Linked DNA regions of Homo sapiens: region 1 is linked to region 2. A link is a loop called in an ENCODE intact Hi-C map of the cell type or tissue named here. Cell type or tissue: endothelial cell of umbilical vein. All regions are shown on one strand. Links, peaks and the distances in the headings refer to the core of each region. The heading gives the core; the rest is flanking DNA.

Region 1 (9,757 bases), core at 764-8,763, 600 kb after region 2:
CCAGTCTAGCACCTTTGAAACATTTGAACAGAAAACACTTGCCATCAATTGCCTCTAAGGGTGGCCACCTATGAGGCATAATAAAAACCTGCAAAAAACCTTGGTCTCCACAACCCCTTATCTTTACCCAGACACTCCTTTCTATTGATTCCTGGTCTTTAGATAATAACTTAACTCTTTTGACCAACTCCCAATCAGAAAATCCGTGAATCCACCTATGACCTAAAAGCCCGAGTTGTCCCACCTTTCCAGACTGAATCAATGTACACTTTACATGTATTGATTTATGTCTGCCAGTAACTTGTCCCCCTAAAATGTATAAAATCAAGCTGTCACCCAATCACATTGGGCACAGGTTCTCAGGACATCCTGGGGCTGTGTCACAGGCCTTGGTCACCCATATTTGGCACATAATAAGCCTCCTTAAATGTTTTACAGAGTTTGACTCTTTTTATCAACATTCCTATATTTGTCTCCTTGAACTATTTTATCTTACCATGTAATACAATTCATTTCTGGTTTTTTTAGGAGACGGAGTCTTGCTCTGTCGCCCAGGCTGGAGTGCAGTGGCGTGATCTCGGCTCACTGCAACCTCCACCTCCCAAGTTCAAGCGATTCTCCTGCTTCAGCCTCCCGAGTAGCTGGGATTACAGGAGCCTAACAATTCATTTCTTAGTGGAAATGTAAACCGAGTTTAAGTGGTCCCTCAATCTTCTTTCTCCCACACGAAGCAATCCAGTGACATCAAGTGTTCCTCATATACAGTATTTCATCTTCCAGTGCTATCATTTTTATGCTTGTCATCTCTCCCTTCTTCAGAGATTTCATCAGAGTTCTCTTTTAAGAATAAGATACTATCATCACCTATTTCACAATTAAGCACCTATCACCAGGAACGGATGCCTGAACCACAGTATCTTTGAATAGCTCAGTATAACCTCTACTTGAAGGTGAGGGACTAACATTATATTTAATTTAAAGAGATTATATTTAATTCTTATTAAAAGAAAAAACCCATTATGTACTATTATTAATCTCATTTTACAAATAAATCTGCAGCACAGAATGGTTAATAACTTATCCAAGGATAACCTAGCAGTGAGCTGAGATTTAGAATAAAGTCTTAGAACCACTAGAGCAGCATTCCTTAAAATGTAATGTACAAAAGAATTACCTGTGGGTCTTGTTGGAAAGCAAATTCTGATCCAGTAGATCTGAGGTAGGGTCTAACAAGCTTCTGAGTAATGCTGATGTTGCTGGTCCAGGGAACATACTTACGGTATGCGTATCAATCATCTCTAAGAACCCTCTTTCACACCAGTGAGAGGAGGCCCATCCTTCTCCTTTATGTTGAAATGTAATACATTATTGGACTCCTTTGCTTCCTCCCTTTAAGTCATTCTTGGTATGTCTTTCTGTGTTTATTTTATCTGTTTTGGTCAACTGTTTTTGTTTTGGAAGGAAGCATATAGAAAGTAAAATAAGAGATGTAAAATAATCCACTTTCTTCTTTAAAAGGAAGCAGCATTCTGAATTTTTAGGGCAGTGTAACATTTCTATTTTGGCTAACTACTGAAGTATAGGTTGAATATCCCTAATCTGAAATCCAAAATTAGAAATACTCCAAACTCTGAAATGTTTTGGGCATGAACATAATGTCCAGAAGAAATGCTCATTGCAGCATTTTGGATTTCCGGATTAGGGATGTTCAACTGGTAAGTATATTGCAAATACCGCAAGATCTAAAAAAATCCAAAATCTGAAACACTTCTGGCCTCAAGAATTTTGGATACAGGATATTCAACATGTAATAACAATTAGCAAATACTACCTGTAGTGCTTAAGAATTTATACTGGGGGAAGAGTCCATGAGAAGGAAACAACCACACCCTCTCTCTTCTATTTCCAAAAAGATACTCATCTTCTATATCACCCACCCACACTTTTAAGCATAAGTTTACAGTATCATTTCTAAATTCAGTTTAACATTGCTAGACCATTAGCTATGGCCTTGGGGAACAGCATTCTCACCAGAGTTGCAAGTACTCTGTAATGTAGTATGAAAATATCACCCAGTATTAATAATTCTAAGTGAAAATCAAACACATTCAATAAAACTGTATTAACTGAAGTGAAAAAGGAGAGTTCTTATACAATGGAATCACAGTTATCATCTTAAGGTTAAAATTTTAAAAGTAGTAGGAATATTTCATTACTTGTCTCTTTGAAAATGACTGAGGCTATTGATCACACATGTAAATTACTGCTCAGAGAAAAATTAAGTAACTTCGTGGGGGGGGCGGTTATTGTCTAAACTCAGCAAATGCCACAAAGACTAAGGCAAAAAAAATTTTATGAACAACTTTACTTCAATGGTTCTTAATATAATTAAGCTTATGTGGACTGTTCAGCAGAATGATTCTGAAACACTGGTAAAGAACCAGATTTTTTGTTTTACCCTCCATTCAAGAAATGTTATAGAGGAATAGCCCAAAAATACTCAAAGACAAAAGTTTCACAATATCACTAAAATCAAGGGGCTAGGTTTTACTTTACTATTTTAATACTATGAATACTACATAAGTTAGCCCATAAACATTTAAAAGAACAATCCCTGAGCCAAAAGCTTTTTGCTACTGTCCATAAGCATTCATGTTTATCTTAAGAAAAGCCTTTCTCAAACAAAGCTTTCTTCTTAAGCTGCCAACATCTCTCCCTCTTCCTCATTATTACCAAAGTTCTCAAAAAATTAATCTATATTCACAGTCTCTGTTTCCTCAGTTCCAGTTTACTTTTTGGCCCTATATGTTTTCCATCACTCACTCTATTTAAACTGGATTCTTGACAAGTATTCTTTAATCTATTAATTGTTAAATGTAACAACCTGATTTGGGGTTTTATCCTCTTTGCTGGTCACTTCCTTCTTCAACAGATCTCCTCTCCTGGTTTCGCAGTTACTGGTTCATTCTGTTTCTTCCTTACTGATTGCTCCTTAAATCTCTTTCACTGATATCCTTTTCTTTACCCATCATTAAATGGACATACTCCCTAAGATAATGTCCAAGAACCTACTCTGTTTGTGCTACTTCCCCATGACCTTGTATTTTTTTTTTGAGACAGAGTCTCACTCTGTTGCCTAGGCTGGAATGCAGTGGCGTGATCCCAGCTCACTGCAAGCTCCGCCTCCCGGGTTCACGCCATTCTCCTGCCTCAGCCTCCTGAGTAGCTGGGAACAGAGGCGCCCGCCACCATGCCTGGCTAATATTTTTGTGTTTTTAGTAGAGATGGGGTTTCACCGTGTTAGCCAGGATGGTCTCGATCTCCTGATCTTGTGATCCGCCCGCCTTGTCCTCCTAAAGTGCTGGGATTACAGGTGTGAGCCACCGCGCCTGGCCCCCATGACCTTATATTCTACCACAGCTTCAAATTCAATACAGAGGCTGGAGATCCCCAAATTTCTACTTCTTAGCTATTCAAGAAAAACAGTATGACATGAGGTTCTACAGCAGTCCCATTTTACAAACATGATTATTATCCAGTAGAGTATGCACACATATTTGGTACTATATAGTTTATGAAGTGTAGGTAAGACAATTGATAAACATCCAATTCTTCCAATCATTTTCAGTATTTTCAAATCATAATGTTGAATTTTTACACTTAAATAACAAGAGTTAATGCTCCAAGAAAGTTTATCGTCCTACTACTGTTTACAGCATCATGATAATAGTGTTAAATGATGTCACTTTTTAACAGGAAAGTGCTAATACATACCAGTTACATTTTAAGGAAACATGAAATTTACTTTACCAGAGAATAATATCTCATGATTAGTTCCTGATTTGATTACTCTTTGAAGTGAATCCAAAATGGCATATGGTATAATACAAATGAATTAAGTTAGGATAACCTATATATAATAAAAGAGAAACCACACTGAATAAAGTTAAGGACTATGTTATCCATCAAAACAAAATTTCTTCTTTTTCTCCAACTGGCATCAATTAAATCACAGTATTATTCAGTTTTCCAACACCCAAATGACTTGTTTTCTAGTTCTATCTATACCACCTGTGCAAAAATTGTTCAAAAATAACTTAAAAGCAATGAACAATGCTAAATAACTCCCCACTCTGGTTAAAAACACTGATATGATCTATTTATATTAATCAAATAAAGATTACAGGTATTGCAAGACTACTGGACTTAACATTATCAGTGATGAAGCAGTTTATCTTTATCTGGCCCCTAGTTCAGATAATGGCTCTGAAATATATAAACCATGTAGAATGACAGACTGTGTTTTAAGACACACAGATCACCACTTGGGCATCAGCAGGTATCAATGCTGAGCAAGTCAACACATCAGCTAAGAAAGGTTCTATAATGAAAGTAGTTGTACACTTAAATAAAATACTACAAACAAAATTTTTGTTCCTTTATAAAAGGCAAATCTATCCTTTCATAATAAATATGCATACAAAGTTGGATTACAGCAATCATTATAGCAAGGGTTAGGTACTATTTATAATATATGACATTCCCTTTCAATATACATGCCCCAAACAAACAAGGAAGGCACTCTGCCCAGGTACATTGTTAGCTCCTTCAGTGCACACCAAGTGTTTTACATAAAGATGTCTGATGGGCCCTGATTCCTATACCCAGGGAGCAGTCTGCATAACACTGTAACAAATTCTAATAAGGCTAAGGGAATTAAATTTGCTTTGGCATCATTTCTAGGGCTGATTCCTGGAATAAAATTTGGGAATGTTCTGTCTCTATGAATTGGTAGAGAAATTTTAAATTAACATATGTGTCGATCAAGTCACCTGTTAAATCTCCCTTTTATTAAGCAGTAAGAGTCACAATAATATAGCTAAAAACATTCGCTCCCCAGTATACAGACATAATGTCTCAGCTATATGATGGCTAATTTCTACCATACACAAGAGATCAATTAAAAGTGAAATGCAAGGTCTAGTGGGTGGCACAAGACTAAGCCACAGAAAGGGTTACTCCTATTAAAAATTAATCTGGATTTTGTTTTCTCATTAAAAAATACATTCAGATTATAAAATGAAAACAAAAGCAACACTGCACAATTTAGCTGTCTTTTTCTACCAAATTGCTTATAACTGTAACTATAAAATGATAATTTACCATACGTATAGCTGCAAAACTAAGAAAAGCACTCGTCAGTGGTGCTGCGATTTGTGAACCTACTACTCCCCCTACTGCCTGTGGAACTGAATTGCAGTAAAATTAAAGGTTTGTTCTATGTCTCTAACAAAGCGTGAAATTTCATATACAGTCAGTTCTGCTACACCACTTGTTCAGAAAACCAAAATTCGTTCCTGTGCATTTGATGTATTTGGAAGCAATTTGAGCATAACGTGAATATCACTGTGAGAAACACCAGGTGCAGGCAGAAAACTACATCTAGCTGACCAAGCCCAGTAGAAATATTTAAAATATGCGCCAACAGGCCTCACATCTTAAATATCTTCCAGCTATTTCAGTTCCCTTTGTGTTATAAGCCATACCTACTAATAGATGGTGTTACAACTTTATATCCCACTTCAGCAACCTTCCCTATACCATTTTACAATAACTCAGAAGCTGCAACCCTTTCAATATTAACTTCCACAAGCATACTTCAGTTTTTTCAAGGCAAAGTACCATATTTATTGTAGTATTTATGAATTTCTTTATAACATAATGCATGTACAACTGTTCTATCATTTTTATTAGGTTCTTTTTTTTCTTAATGTTTCACTAAACAATTTCTTTTTATTGTTGTACTTCTAAACCTATTTTTCCCATAAGCTTCCTGGGGTCTTTAGTAATGATTCTGCATGGTATGGTGATTTTTAGAAATGCAAATGTCTCCTTATAGCAGAACTGACCATACAGTAGTAAAATGTAAATGCCTCTTCTATATTTGTGAATAGGGTAAGAGTAATTATGAATAAATATCAAAATTTTATAATTTTAAAAAATGTGTTTTATATGTCTATTTCCATGAGAGTATTACTGACTTTTTCTATCTCATTTAATTAATTAATATTTATATACATGTTTATTTATTTTGAGATGGAGTCTTGCTCTGTCTGTCGCCCAGGCTAGAGTGCAGTGGCGCAGTCTCAGCTCACTGCAACCTCCGCCTCCTGGGTTCAAGTGATTCTCCTGCCTCAGCCTCCCGAGTAGCTGGGATTGCAGGCATCCACCACCAGGCCTGGCTGGTTTTTGTATTTTAGGTTGAGATAGGGTTTTACCACGTTGGCCACGCTAGTCTCGAACTCCTGATCTCAAGTCGGCAGTCCACCTCAACCTCCTAAAGTGCTGGGATTACAGGCATGAGCCACCACACCTGGCCTCTATCTCCTTTTAAAAAGGCTAGAAAGGCTCTCTCTCTCCTCAGGTACAGAGCTTTATAAGAATTCAGGAGAAAAAAATTATACATGTATGTGTGGGTATACATATTTTTAAATATGTTAAAGTATATATATTGAAATCTGTCCCTTTTGCTATTCAAACTATTAATCATACCAAACGGTTTGTGTCCCTGCTCTAATTTGACAACCAAGATCTTTCCAGAAGCCTGAGGTGAGTAAACGTCCAACTGACTCAAAAAATGGGATGATTCCTTATTTCGCGTTCACTTATCATTCAAAATCTGAATTGGTCAAAAGTCGCATAAGAAAAATGAGCACTCGGCTGTGCATGGTGGCTCATGCCTATAATTCCAGCACTTTGGGAGGCCGAGGCGGGTGGATCACAAGGTCAAGAGATCGAGACCATCCTGGCTAACATGGTGAAACCCCATCTCTACTAAAAATACAAAAATTAGCTGGTCGTGGTGGCATGTGCCTATAATCCCAGCTACTCAGGAGGCTGAGGCAGGATAATCGCTTGAACCCGGGAGGCAGAGGTTGCAGTGAGCCGAGTTCGCACCACTGCACTCCAGCCTGGTGACAGAGCGAGACTCCGTCTCAAAAAAAAAAAAAAAAAAAAGTAAAATGAGCACTCTATTTACCAATGATGAATGCAGCTTATTATAGGCTTTTCAGTCTTCTGAAAAATACAGGCATTACATTCATATAAAAGGGAAGTCAGGATAAAACTTCAAGAATTCATAGCCTTTCACTTAGTTAATAGTCTTACATCAAATGCTTCACAACTACAGCAAGCTTTGTCAACGGCATACCTTTCTTATCAAAGTACACTTCATGAATAGTTGTCTACACTGGGTTTAACCTTTCTATATAATCAACCTGCCATAAAAAGAGAAAAACTTACTGTCAGGAAGGAAGTCTAAGTGTGGTCCAGGGACAGCAGCACTGGTATCATCTGGGAACTTCTAAGACATGCAAAATCCTGAGCCGCACTCTAGATGTGGATTCGATTCTGCATTTTATCAAGCTGCTCAGGTGATTAACGTGTACCTTATAGCCTGAGGAGCACTGGTTAACAAGCACTGTCTAAACCACTATGACAAAATTCTAGGTTCCATTTCTGCCCATCTTGCACTTCTGAAGTCAAGAAAAGCAGCTTTTCTGTCTCCAAAGTCATATCTTTTTATAAGAAATTAACTGGAATGTTCATTTTTTAAAATGTGCCATTTTATCAGTCTTTCCCACCTTGTTAGAATACAGTGTCTTTGGACACAATGGATAAAAAAATTCAACTATTTCTCTTTCAAAAGATATCTGAGATAAAATTGACTAAATATGTCTAAATGTTAATTCCTAAAAAGACATATATAAAAGAATATATAAAATAGATATTTTTTCATATATACATGTAAAACAGCAGACATTTGTTCAATAAAAACCGTGGTGATCATCTCAATAGATGTAGAAAAGGCATTTGACAATATTCAACATCCTTTCATAGTAAAAACTCTCAACAAATTAGGCACAGAAAACATGTACCTCAACACAATAAAGGTCATATATGAAAAGCCCACAGCTGACATTATACTCAATGGTGAAAAGTTAAATGCTTTTCCTCTAGGATCAGAAACAAGAAAAAGATTACCACTACACCACTTTTATTCAACGTAGTGCTGGAAGTTATAGCCAGAGCAATTAGACAAGAAAAAAAAGTAAAAGGCATCCAAATAGAAAAGGAAGAAGTGAAATTTTTTGTTTGCTGATGATATGACCTTATATTTAGAAAACCCTTAGAACTCCACCAAAAAAAATTTAGAGCTGATAAATGAATTCAGTCAAATTGCAGAACCCAAAACCAATACACAAAAATCAGTAACACTTCTTTACACTGACAACAAACTATCCGAAAAAGAAAATAAGAAACCAGTCTTATTCACAATAGCATAAAAAATAAAAAATAAAATACTTAGGAATAAATTTAACCAAGAAGGTGAAATATCTGTTATACCAAAAATTATAAAACATTGAGGAAATTGCCGATGACACAAATAAGTGGAAAGGTATCCCATGTTCATGGATTAGAATTAATATTGTTAAAATGTTCATACTACCCAAAGTGATCAACACATTCAGTGCCATTTTTATCAAAATTCCAAGTCATTTTTCCGAAAAACAGAAAAATAGGAAAAACAACACCCCAAATCTGTACTACAAAAGACCCCAAATAACCACAGTAAGTTTTGAGCAACAAGAACAAAGCTGGAGGCATAACACTGTATGACTTCGAATCTATTACAAAGCAAGAGTAATCAAAACAGCACGGTACTGGCATAAAAACAAAAACAAACACATTAACCAATGGAATAGGATAGAAAACCCAAAAAATAAACCCACGCATTTATGGTCAACTGATTTTCAGCAAAGGTGCCAAGAATACGCTATGATGAAAACAGAGTCTCTTCGATAAATGGTATTGGGAATACTGGATATCCACATGCAGAAGAATGACACTAGACCCACTATCTCTCACCATATACAAAGATCAAATTAAAATGGATTAAAGACTTAAATGTACATCCTAAAACTACAGAACTACTAGAAGAAAACATAGAGGAAATTCTCTGTTGGTCAGGACAGTGAATTCCTGGATTTGACATCAAAAGAACAGGCAACGAAAGTAAAGATAGACAAATGGGATTACATCAAAGCTTCTGCACAGGAAAGGAAACAACAGAGTAATGAGACTATCCACAGACTGGGAGAAAATAGTTGTAAACCATACATCTGATAAGAGGCAAATATCCAGAAAATAGAAGGTACTCAAACAACTCAATAGCAAGCAAACAACTCAATCAAAATATGGGCAAAGGACCTAAATAGACTTTTCTCAAAAGAAGACCTACAGATGGCCAAGAGATAAATGACAAAATGCTCATCATCACTAATCATCAGGGAAATGCAAATTAAAATAACAATAAGGTATTGCCTCGTTCCCCTCAGAATGGCTATTACCAAAAAGATGAAAGATAACAAGTGCTGGTGAGGATATAGAGAAAAGGGATCCTGTGTGAACTGTTCTTGCGAATGTAAATTAACAGAGCCATTATGGAAAGCAGTATGGAAGTTCGTCAGAAAATTAAAAATAGAATTGCTATGTGTTCCAGCAATCCCACTTCTGGGTATATACCCAAAGGAACTGCAATCAGTGTGCTGAAGAGACACCTGCACACCCATGTTTATTAAAGCACTATTTACTACAATAGTCAAGACACAGAATCAACCTAAGTGACCAAAGAAAATGAGAAATATATACTATACAGAATGGAATATTGATCACCCATAAAAAAGAATGAAATTCT
Region 2 (9,757 bases), core at 476-8,475:
AATGTAGAAACATCTAGAATAGTCTCATATAATGATAATAATCATAATCATAATAATAAGAGAGGAATTGTTAACATGTATTTATCATTTACCGTATCCCCAGCATGATGCCAAGTGCTCTAATGTGCTATCTCATTTAATGTTCCCAGTTTTCCTAGGAGAACATTTCAATTTCTGTTTTACAGACAAAGAAACAGAGGCACAGAGTTTAACTGCCCTAACTTCCCAGGGCACGGAGCAAGTAAGTGGCACAGCCAAGATGCCCAGCCATGCTCCCATGAGTCGTACGCTTGGGGAAGAGCGCCTGTGCCTATTGTGGTTAAGTACCCACATCCAGGGAGTAGAGGTCTTCATGACTGGGCTTCAGCCTTCCTAAGTGTAGATGCCACCATGGAAGATCAGAGCAGCCAGCTCGTGAAGTTCAGTGGGTGCACAGCGAGCACTCAATAACGAGTGTTTATTTATTGCTTCTGTTTACAGCTCTATTCCCAAAGTGAATTGTTTGTTTAAGTAAGGAGCATTTACCTTTATTACAGTCATTGGTAAATAAAATTATATTTGCATTTCCACAAATATGTATGAGTTTAATTAGTCTTGCAATTCGTACACAAGAGCCAGTCCAGGAAACACATTTATGAGCTCCCACTTCTACCCTAGGCAGAAGGCCTTCTCCCACAAACACCATCAGGATTGAATAATTCACTCATTCACAAACAGTTACTGATCACCCACTCTGTGCCACTGCTGGAGTCACAACGATGACCATGGCACAGAAACCTCTGGATCTCCTGGAGCTCACATTTTCATGAGGAAGTCAGATGATACATTAAAAATTAAAATTAAAAACCTGATCATAAGTGTTGTGCTGAGAATTAAAACATATGGATGAGGCATGACTGGGGCCGCTGTATACGTGTCAGTGGGGAGGGCTCCTCTGAGGAACTGACAGTGAAGCCAAGATCCAAACAACAAGCAGACATGGCGGGAGAAAGCACTTCCAGCAGAGAGAACAGCAGGTGCAAAGGCCCGGAGGCAGGAATGGGCTTTGTGTGTTCAAGAGACAGGAGGAAGAGCAGTGTGACAGGCGTGTCCTGGGGTAATGGGGAGAATTAGGTGGGAGGGGCTGGTGGGGGCAGGTTGTATCAGGCCTGGCAGGGGTGTCTGAATTGTTTTCTAAGGTTAGCAAGAAGTGTTGGAAGAGCCATGTTCCGATGTATGTTTCACAGAGATCTTTCGGCTGCTGTGTGGAGCCAGCTGCTATAGGAGAGCAGACACGGAGGGGGGCAGCCAGAGGAGCAATGGTGGGGCATGGATTAAGAAGGGCAGTGAAGGTGCGAGAAACAGACGGGGTCAGGATGTGTTTGGGAGATAGGGGTCCCAGGACTTGTTGGTGGATTGGGTGTGATGTGGGGAGAAAGAGAGGCGCCCAGGACGAATAGAGGCACTCAGTGCTGAGTGGGGCCGTTTACTGGGAAGGAACATGTTTTAGGGATGGATGATCAAAATTCTGATTTGGCCTTGCTGAGAGCGGGAGGCCTGTTAGATGTCCAAGGAGAGGCATTAGGAAGGCAGGTGGAATATGATCCTGGAGCTCAGAGTGGTGATCTGGGCTGGAGGTATAAATTTGAGAGGCATCAATATGTCATGGTATTTAAAGTCATTTATAATAGAACAAATTAAACAAGACTTCCTAGATGTGATTATTGTTCCTCCTCAGTGTGGACTGAGCATCAATTAGGTCACAGACTGTGTGATGCACACTATGAGGTCATGCATGCGTGAAGCCTAGAACAGAGGATGCTGGGAGTCCTCCTTCCCCATGCCCCCACTCCACCTCCAGGCAGGTGCTCACCCACACTGACACTGCCAGCCCTCACTTTGTCATTAATGAATGAGATAAAGGAAACTGTTCCTCCTGCCTCAAATTGTCCTGCACCATCTCACAGAACTTAGCCCAGCTCTGTCCCTCCCATGCTCCCACCTAAATCCCTCATGCTGTAGCTTCATTCCCTCCAGCCCTTGCCAGGGCCACTGCTGCTGCCCTTTCTTGGAGCATCTTTCCCAGGATGCCAAGGTTGCATTCCACGCAGCAGGGAGAGCGGGAACTGCTGTCCAGGGGTGAGTCAGCCAGATTCACAGTGGTGATGTAGGTCGCAGAGCTCCCTCCTCCCTGCCCCACTGCTGCGTCTGGAGCCTTCCCACCCAGCTTGCCCCACGATCTGTGTCCTTGTGGCCCACATATCCCGACCCAGCCACCCCCACCAGCCTGACCGTGCTGGCTCGTTTCTCTGAACCCCTAGAAGGGAAGAGCTCCTTGGGAACTTCTCTTTGGCCCCCAGAGCCATGACCAAATGCCTGAGGCAGACCGCTGGCCCGTTTTCCCTGTTTTAAAGTAAAAAAACAATAAAAGCAACACACAAAGAGAGACGCTGCTGTTTTACTTACAAATGAGAGATGTAATCATTCACCCAGGTACCTGGGAGGCTCTGGGCTGGGGCCAGGGAGCCAGTGGACGGGAGGACCCTAGGGCCACAGGCAACCTCTCCACATCCTCCTGGGTACCAGCAAGTGAGACAGGCACTTGGGTCCCCACCCCAAACTTCTCTCACAGGCACTCCAGAGCCAAGCCCTCCTTCCTTGTCACCTTGAGAGATACTCTGGGGTCTGAGCCCACAGTCAGGAGGGTGGTATTCAACTGCCCTGGTAAAGAATAATGGGGTGTCTGGCTGCAAGGCTAGGTGGAGACAGGGAGAGCTACGCACACATCAATGCATATGCACTGTTATAATTGGGTAGTTATTAATAAAGCTATGTCTATTGTCCAGCTCTCTAATGTGCCAGGCCTGCGCTGCACATGAGACCTGATCATCACCTCTCTCCATCCTCACAGCAAGCCCATGACAGCATGACCAATTTGGTAGCTAACAGCGGTGTGTGGCTATTTACATTTACATTTAAATTAACTTTATTCCAATGTAATTTAAAAATCCGTTTTTCAGTTTTACTAGCCACATGCCCAGGGTTCAACAGCCACAAGTAAAGAGGGGCTACAGTGGTAGGCAGTCTGTGCTGTCTACATAGCACATTTTCTGCATGCCAGAAAGTTCTATCAAACAGTGCGGAGAGCATTGCGTGTGCACTGACTAACAAGAGTGCATGAGTGAAGACACACACATGGGCATGTGTGACTGTCACTGGAATGTTCACACACGCACAGCACAAGGGACACAGCTGTGCATGTGTTTAGGCTGTGTGTCTGTGTGTGCACGTGCACGCGTGTGTGTGTGTGTGTGTGTTTGTGTGTGTGTGTGTGTGTGTGTCTTAGAGGTGCCCAGCCCTTGTCCACCACCCCAGGCATCCTGTTGCCTGAAGGAATGTCAGGAACAAGAGCTCTGGAATCAAACTGTCTGGCTTGGAATGTGGGCTCTCCCACTCTCTAACTGGGTGACCTTAGGCAAGTGGCTTAACTTCTCTGTGCTTCAGCTTTCTCTTTATAAAATAAAGATAATAACAGAGCCATTGTTGAGGGTTATTAGAAGCATTACATGAGATAATATGTGCAAAGCTCTCGGAGAGGCTCCCAGCACACTGTGAGCTATTAATAAACATTAGCTGTTACTGTCGTTTCCAAGAGGCAGTGTGTTTGCTGCGCAGGAGCAGCCTTGGAGAAGAGTCTGTCATGTCGGGGAGGGCGTTGAGAACCCTGATGAGACCGAGGATTGCTTCATTCTCAAGCCTGCCACTGCTTCCTGAGAGCAGCAGGGTGGGGCAGGGAGGGAGCTGCTGGGAGCAGCAGGGGTCCCCACCGGCCAGGGAAGGAGACTCCGCAGAGAGGGGTGCTGGGGTGAGGAGGTGCCAGGAGGGGAGGCACACGGGAGGTGACGGGAGGAACGGAGCAGGAGTCCCGCCTTAGCATGTTGTTTACAGCCTGGATCTTCCAGTCGGGCTCTGGGAAATGTGCTGCTGAGTGAGGGAGAGAGAACCCCGTAAGTAACTGCTCCACAATGTCAGAATTGCTTTCTATATTCGCTAAAGCACCAGGCCAGCTATTCCCTCACACTGCCCTCTAGGATCTAAAGTCTCACCTGGGAATGAGACCAACCCACAAGCGACAATTGGAATGAAAAAGAATCAGAGCAGAGGAGGCACCTGAGGGAATCACTAGTCCCAGGCAGCCATTTTAACACAAATCAATTCAACAGGTATTTGCTGAGTGAGTGCCTGCTCTGGGTAAAGACAGCGTTGTGGGTGCTTGGGGGATTCAGAAAAGCAAAAAGGGAGGAAGGAGCCTCTGCCCTGAAGGAGTCGAGAGCCAGAGAGAGAGGCTCCAGGCCTCAGCAGCCAAAGGTAAGACGGCTCGGGAGAGGATTACACACAGGAACTGGCATTTGTAATGGACTTTGAAGATGGGTGATACCTTTCAGAGAGCAAAACAAGGTCCAGAGAGGTTGGACAGCTTGCCCAGGGCTACACAGCCAGTGAAGAATCGAGCCAGGTGTGAGGTCTTTCTTCCATGGAGAGACAAGGAAAAAGGAATGCATCCCTAGGCACACAGTACAGAGAGCAGGGCCTCAGAGGTGCACACAGGAGAGACCAGGGCCATCCCCTGGGATGAGGAGGCCGCCCTCCCACCCCGCCATCCCTCTGGCCTCCCGGAAGGTCCGCCCGATGCGGCGAGAGGCCGCCTGTGTTTTCAGACGTGGCCAGCAGAGGGCACCAGGACTACTGCACAACCCGGACCAAGGAGCCGGCCGCCTCCAGAGCTGGATTCAGCGCCTGGGACTCTCCGGGGCACAGGGCACAAATGTCTGTGCCCCAATCACACAGCCCCGTGGGGTGAGCCCATGATGGGACACCAGGTCGGGGAGTCACGTCCGCGGCTTCCATGTGGAGGGTAGGGCTCCAAGGAGGCAGGCCTGGTTGGACGAGAGAAATCCCAAGACCCTCCCAGATCAGGTGGGCACCTCAGGTTGAATAAAAAAGTTTTCTCCCAGGAGGAGCTTGTGTCTGGCGGACATAAAATGAGTGTATTTTCTTTAGTTTACTTTCAGAGAAAGCAAAGGGAGGGGTGTCTCCATCTGTCACCACCTCCGGGGCTCATCCCTGAACCCCTACAGCGAAGCAAGGAAATAAAATAAACAGCCCCTGTCAGGCTCACATGTGGAGTTGGGGTGGAGACAGCAGCCTGAAATGGTCCCCGAAGACCTGTAATTTTCATGTCCTTTTGCAGAGGCATGACAGAGGAACCATGTCCTTTTACAGAGACCCGACCGGGAACTGGCCTCCCTGCCTTAATCATAAAGGCCATTTGAAGTTAGCACTCAGGTTGCCCTTTTGCAGAAAGACACCCCCAAGGACTTGCTGGGAACTCTTTCTCTTGGATAGAGAGCACCATTCTCCTCCGAGAATGCCAGGCTCTCAGCGTGTACACAGGGCCCCTTCAGTCCAGCCTGGGTGCGATTTCCCAAACTCCAAAGGAATTGGGTCCAAATTCGATTTTTCTTCTTCCTGCTCTGAGAACCAGCCTATGTTTGGTTTGGGCAGTGACAGTTTGGAGATTCAAATGAAAGTCATGATCAAGGTGGTGATAACTGAGTGCACAGCAGAAAATGTAAGGGGAGAAGACAAATACAAGAGGAGGAGGCAAATGCCAGGGACAAAGAGGCGAGGGCACAGAAGAAAGCCCAGGTAAGGGCTGAGTGGCCAGAAGGGTCGGGAAAGCCAGGCTGAGGATGGGTGACCTATGACACCCGCCAGTCGTGCTGTGGGACAGTCCCAGGGAATGTGCTACATCAGATCACATCTGTCCTTGGCTTTATGTGTAGGAATCTTGTGAAGTGAGTCAGCCAGCACCCCCTGGCAAGGTGGGGCATCTCCTCTCTCCCTTCGCAGAGCACAGCTCACATCACTGGGAGGTGTCCTCCAAGCCTCCCTCCAGGCCTGGGAGCTTTATGTGAGCGTGTGAAAGCCTGGGCCGCCTGCACACGAGCCTGTGGCTTTGGGAGATGGGGGTGATGGTGATGGCGGAGTGTGGGAGGGAGCAAGTGCAAGATGTGCGGGGACTTGCTGCCTGGGGACTGGGGCCAGGGCTCCTCCTGTCTCACAGTGCCATCTCAGGTGGGCCACCACCTCCCCCACTCCCTATCTGCATCTGTAAAATGCAAATAGCAATCTCTGCCTCACCCATCCCACACAGATGTTGTGATGCTCAGATTAGGCAAAAACGTGGAGAAAAGGCGCTAGCGAGCAGCACACAGGTGCCCTGCATAGACCTGTAGCTGGGGACCCCTTGCCGAGGGCTGAGAAGATGGCTGTTGCTCAGGAAGTTCCCTTTTAGGAGGGAGTGGGGGAGACAGGAAAGTACAAAGAAGAGAGTCAGACTCTAGAGAAGAAAGAGTTTCCAGTCCTTCAGGTTCCAATGCACCATTCGCCCTAACACCTGTCCCTTGGGACTCTGAAGACCACAAGCCTTACCCCACAACCATTCTGGCCTGTGCAGTTCTCAGCTTTCCCTGGAAAAGCCTGTTTGCCACCCCACCCCTCCCATCACCCCTCCAGGGAGTATCCTCCCACCTCCCCTCATTGCTCCAAACAGCTGTGATTCAGAGAGCGTCATTTCCAGGGAAACCAACAACAACAAAAAAATGTCCAGGCGTCAGGGGAAATTTCAACCACAATGCAAGTGGTTCCAGAGGAGCATTGATGACACCCAGGATGCAACTTGGGCTCCCAGCACTGTCAGCACCATCCTCAGAGGAAGAGACATAAACAGGACATATGTGCAGGGGCGTGGGGAGGGAGATGGATGTTCCCCAAAAACAGGAATTAAAGTTTTCAATAACATTTGTTGTTCAGCCACAAGGCCCTCGAGACTAGAGGAACCCAAAAAGAGACCAGGAAAGGTTAGCAAGGTCCTTTTTACCAGGAAGTGAATCGTGTTCTCTCTCGCTGCGTGGCCAGTGTGGATCCAAGTAGGGATCTCCACACTGTGATGGCAGGGCTCACCTGAGCATGCTCCTCTGTGGCCTGGCCTCCTGGTGGCCGCCCCTTTCCCCAGGGGTGCTCAGGGCTGGCTTGAATCCCGTGTTCAGAACGTGGCTGCTTACTATCCCTTCGGAGCTCACAGTACATATAAACGCTCTTAAGTAATACACGTGTATTACCTAACGGCCCACATGTGCACACAGGGGAGCGTGTACCATGTCAAGTGATGGGTTACGTGAACTCTTCCTGCTACTCTCATGATCACTGTAGACTAATATGATAAAGGTGGCTCCTGAATTTTGCCATATAGATCTCAGAGTTGTGTGGGGACTGGGAGCTGCTCGGAAAGTCTGCAACTTCGGATCCCTGGGCCACTGCTCTTTGAAACAGGAGCAATTGTCTTCAGAATTTGTTCCGTACAATGAATTCAGTCTTATTTTAACATTTTGAAAAGACTGACTAGGAAAAACAACAAAAAGACAATAAATAACGCCAATAAGGTATGTACTGTCATGTAGATTTTAATCTAAAGAGTCAGATTCCACCTGGTCCAAATCATACAGAGGCATTATTTTTAATTCCAGAATCACCAATTAGCTAATCCTCCATAGTCAGGGAGGATTTCCAGCATGGTGTTCTATTGTTGGAGAAGACCTGGGTGCAGGGAGGCCCACCTCCCATCCGAGGCCACACGGCAGCCAGGTGCCTAGGACTAGCCATGCCTTCAGACAGCTTCAAGGGTGAGGAAATGAGTACAGAGGACAGCTTTCCGTCAGCCTGCCATGTAGACATCGCAAGCCTTTGGGACATGGCACCTCAGTTTCTCTTGCTTCTACTGGCAGCATCAGGGTTCCACGACCTGGAACAGTGCTGTGCAGCCCCAGCCCCTGCTCGCTTTCAGAAGGGGTTCTGTAAACACCCGGCTCTGTGAGGCATGTCACCTCTTCTCTAAGGCTGAAACCGACCAGACAATAGGCCAGAGCAGGAAGTGTCTGCATTCATACCCAGTCCTCTGCCTTCCCTCCCTTCTCTTCCCCTCCCTCTCTTCCCCTCTGGCCCTGGGGATGTATTTTGCATCCTTTAAATGATCTTGTTTATTCTATGTGTCGGAATATAGTTATCTGAATATTAATTATGGCTTTAGTGAAGTTCGTCGGTTGAATGCAGGAATTGAGAATTCCTCCTTCACTTTTAGCCACCTGCTTTGATTTCTCTGTTTATCTGCTTGACTGAGCTGAAATCAGTTTCTGTAAGTGAAAGTCGGCTGCTTGGAGCAGATGTTAATGCTCAGAAATAGTGTACGGTCTGCTATTAGCATAAGTAGCATGATGCTAATAAATAGAGGTGTGCAGGGCTAGTGCAGTGGTGCCGGTGGGGACCGAGGGACAGCGGCCTGCCCAGTGACAGAGCCCATGCCCCACCCAGAGGAAGAGGGAGAGCCCCAGCCTGGGTGCTGGACACCTTCTGCCCAAGCCAGCCCTGCCCTTCCCCCTCCCCAGCACCCAGTATGCAGCCAGCTAGGGGCCGATGATTAATGACGGCGAGGACTGTAACCAAATTGTAGTGCCATTAGCACCAAGTCACAACTGACAACTAGATACATCATCTCTGAGGTTTCTATCCAGCTAACTAATTTAACTATGTGAATACGGGAAACGCCGCTCTGATGCCATAAGGCAAATATTGCCAATACCCAGGAGCCTGTCAGTAAGGAATGAGAGACGGGGAATCCATCGGGGCCCAGCGGCCAGGTCCACAGTCCTGGCTGGGTCAGCAGATCTGTCTTCACAGCATTTGCGCTTCAAGGCTCTGGAATAACTCCACCATACACCACAAGGAGCCAGGATCCAATAATCCGCCGAACCAAGCCCCCGACTCCAGGACCACCCCACTGCTTTCCCCTGACGTGGAGATGACAAGGTTTCCTTCCAAGTCAGAGAAGGACAGATTTGGTCACGGCAATGCCTTTCTCCCCATCCCCCGAATTTCTCCCCATCTCTGCAGCTCCCCACTTTCTCCAGGAGAGGGACATGCAGGAGCTCTGATGATATACAGGTGGGCCTCCATTCTCACAGTAGCTGCTCCCGAAATAGTGAATGCAAATTGTTATTATCTTCTTTTTTGTCATTTTACAATGAATCTTATTTGAAATGTGCTGTGTTTGCTCACCAGAAGAGCCTTATAAGGGATCCTTTTAGAAATAAAAGAATCCTTCTGCCATGTGAATAGTTGCCCTTTAATTCATCTGCTTTATGAGCTTGGGGGCTCCACATGGCCATGTTCTTAAGCCAGCCCCTGAATTACCAGGTGATTTATTCTCTGAATCAGAAGGGCCCCCACTCAAATCACCCCCCTGCTGTATGGGCCAATTGCTGGGGAGGTTGAGGGGCCAAGACATTGACTCCATGTTAGAAACTCCGGATTCCCAAATTTCTCACCTGCCGTAGTGGAGGCAAAAGAGAGTCTAATAGGTTCTGTGTGGCTCAGCAAATCCAGTCTCCTCTCTGGGGTTCCCTACTCACACTCAGGGAAATGAGGACAAGCTCGTGGGATAATGTCTGTGAACCAAGACAGGAAAACTCAAAGCTCTCCAGCAATGGAAGGAGACATTCGTGCGTAAGCAGCCGTGTACCCGCAGCCACGTGCCTGGCTGAAACTCAAGGGCATGGTATCTGGAGTGGCTGGGCCAGCTTGCTGGAAGGCTGCGTTCTGGAAGTGGCCGCCCACGCCAGTAAGCTCAGAAGACAGTAATGGCAACAACCCAGATAATTCT

The links. Hi-C counts contacts between places; a loop is a spot of excess contacts. Peaks named below come from ENCODE experiments on the same cell type or tissue, not always from the same donor. Only the 100,000 strongest peaks of a DNase experiment are listed, where the experiment ranks them.
Region 1: a loop joins it to region 2, with 24 times the contacts of the local background. A loop is called at or near these places in 14 of 110 quality-filtered maps.

The regions. Positions count from the first base shown.
Region 1 is chr18:36,937,935-36,947,691 of GRCh38, reverse strand. The region is part of intron 5 of KIAA1328; the gene reads right to left. Among named protein-coding and RNA genes, the nearest start is that of KIAA1328, 110 kb to the right of the region's middle. In endothelial cell of umbilical vein, for the core only: a CTCF peak has its summit at 5,233; no DNase peak of the experiment used is centred there.
Region 2 is chr18:37,533,012-37,542,768 of GRCh38, reverse strand. The region is part of intron 1 of CELF4 (CUGBP Elav-like family member 4); the gene reads left to right. Among named protein-coding and RNA genes, the nearest start is that of CELF4, 28 kb to the left of the region's middle. RefSeq lists enhancers at 1,969-2,263, 8,520-9,020. In endothelial cell of umbilical vein, for the core only: a CTCF peak has its summit at 4,699 (motif pointing right); a DNase peak (open chromatin) is centred at 4,728; H3K27me3 peaks cover 695 bases.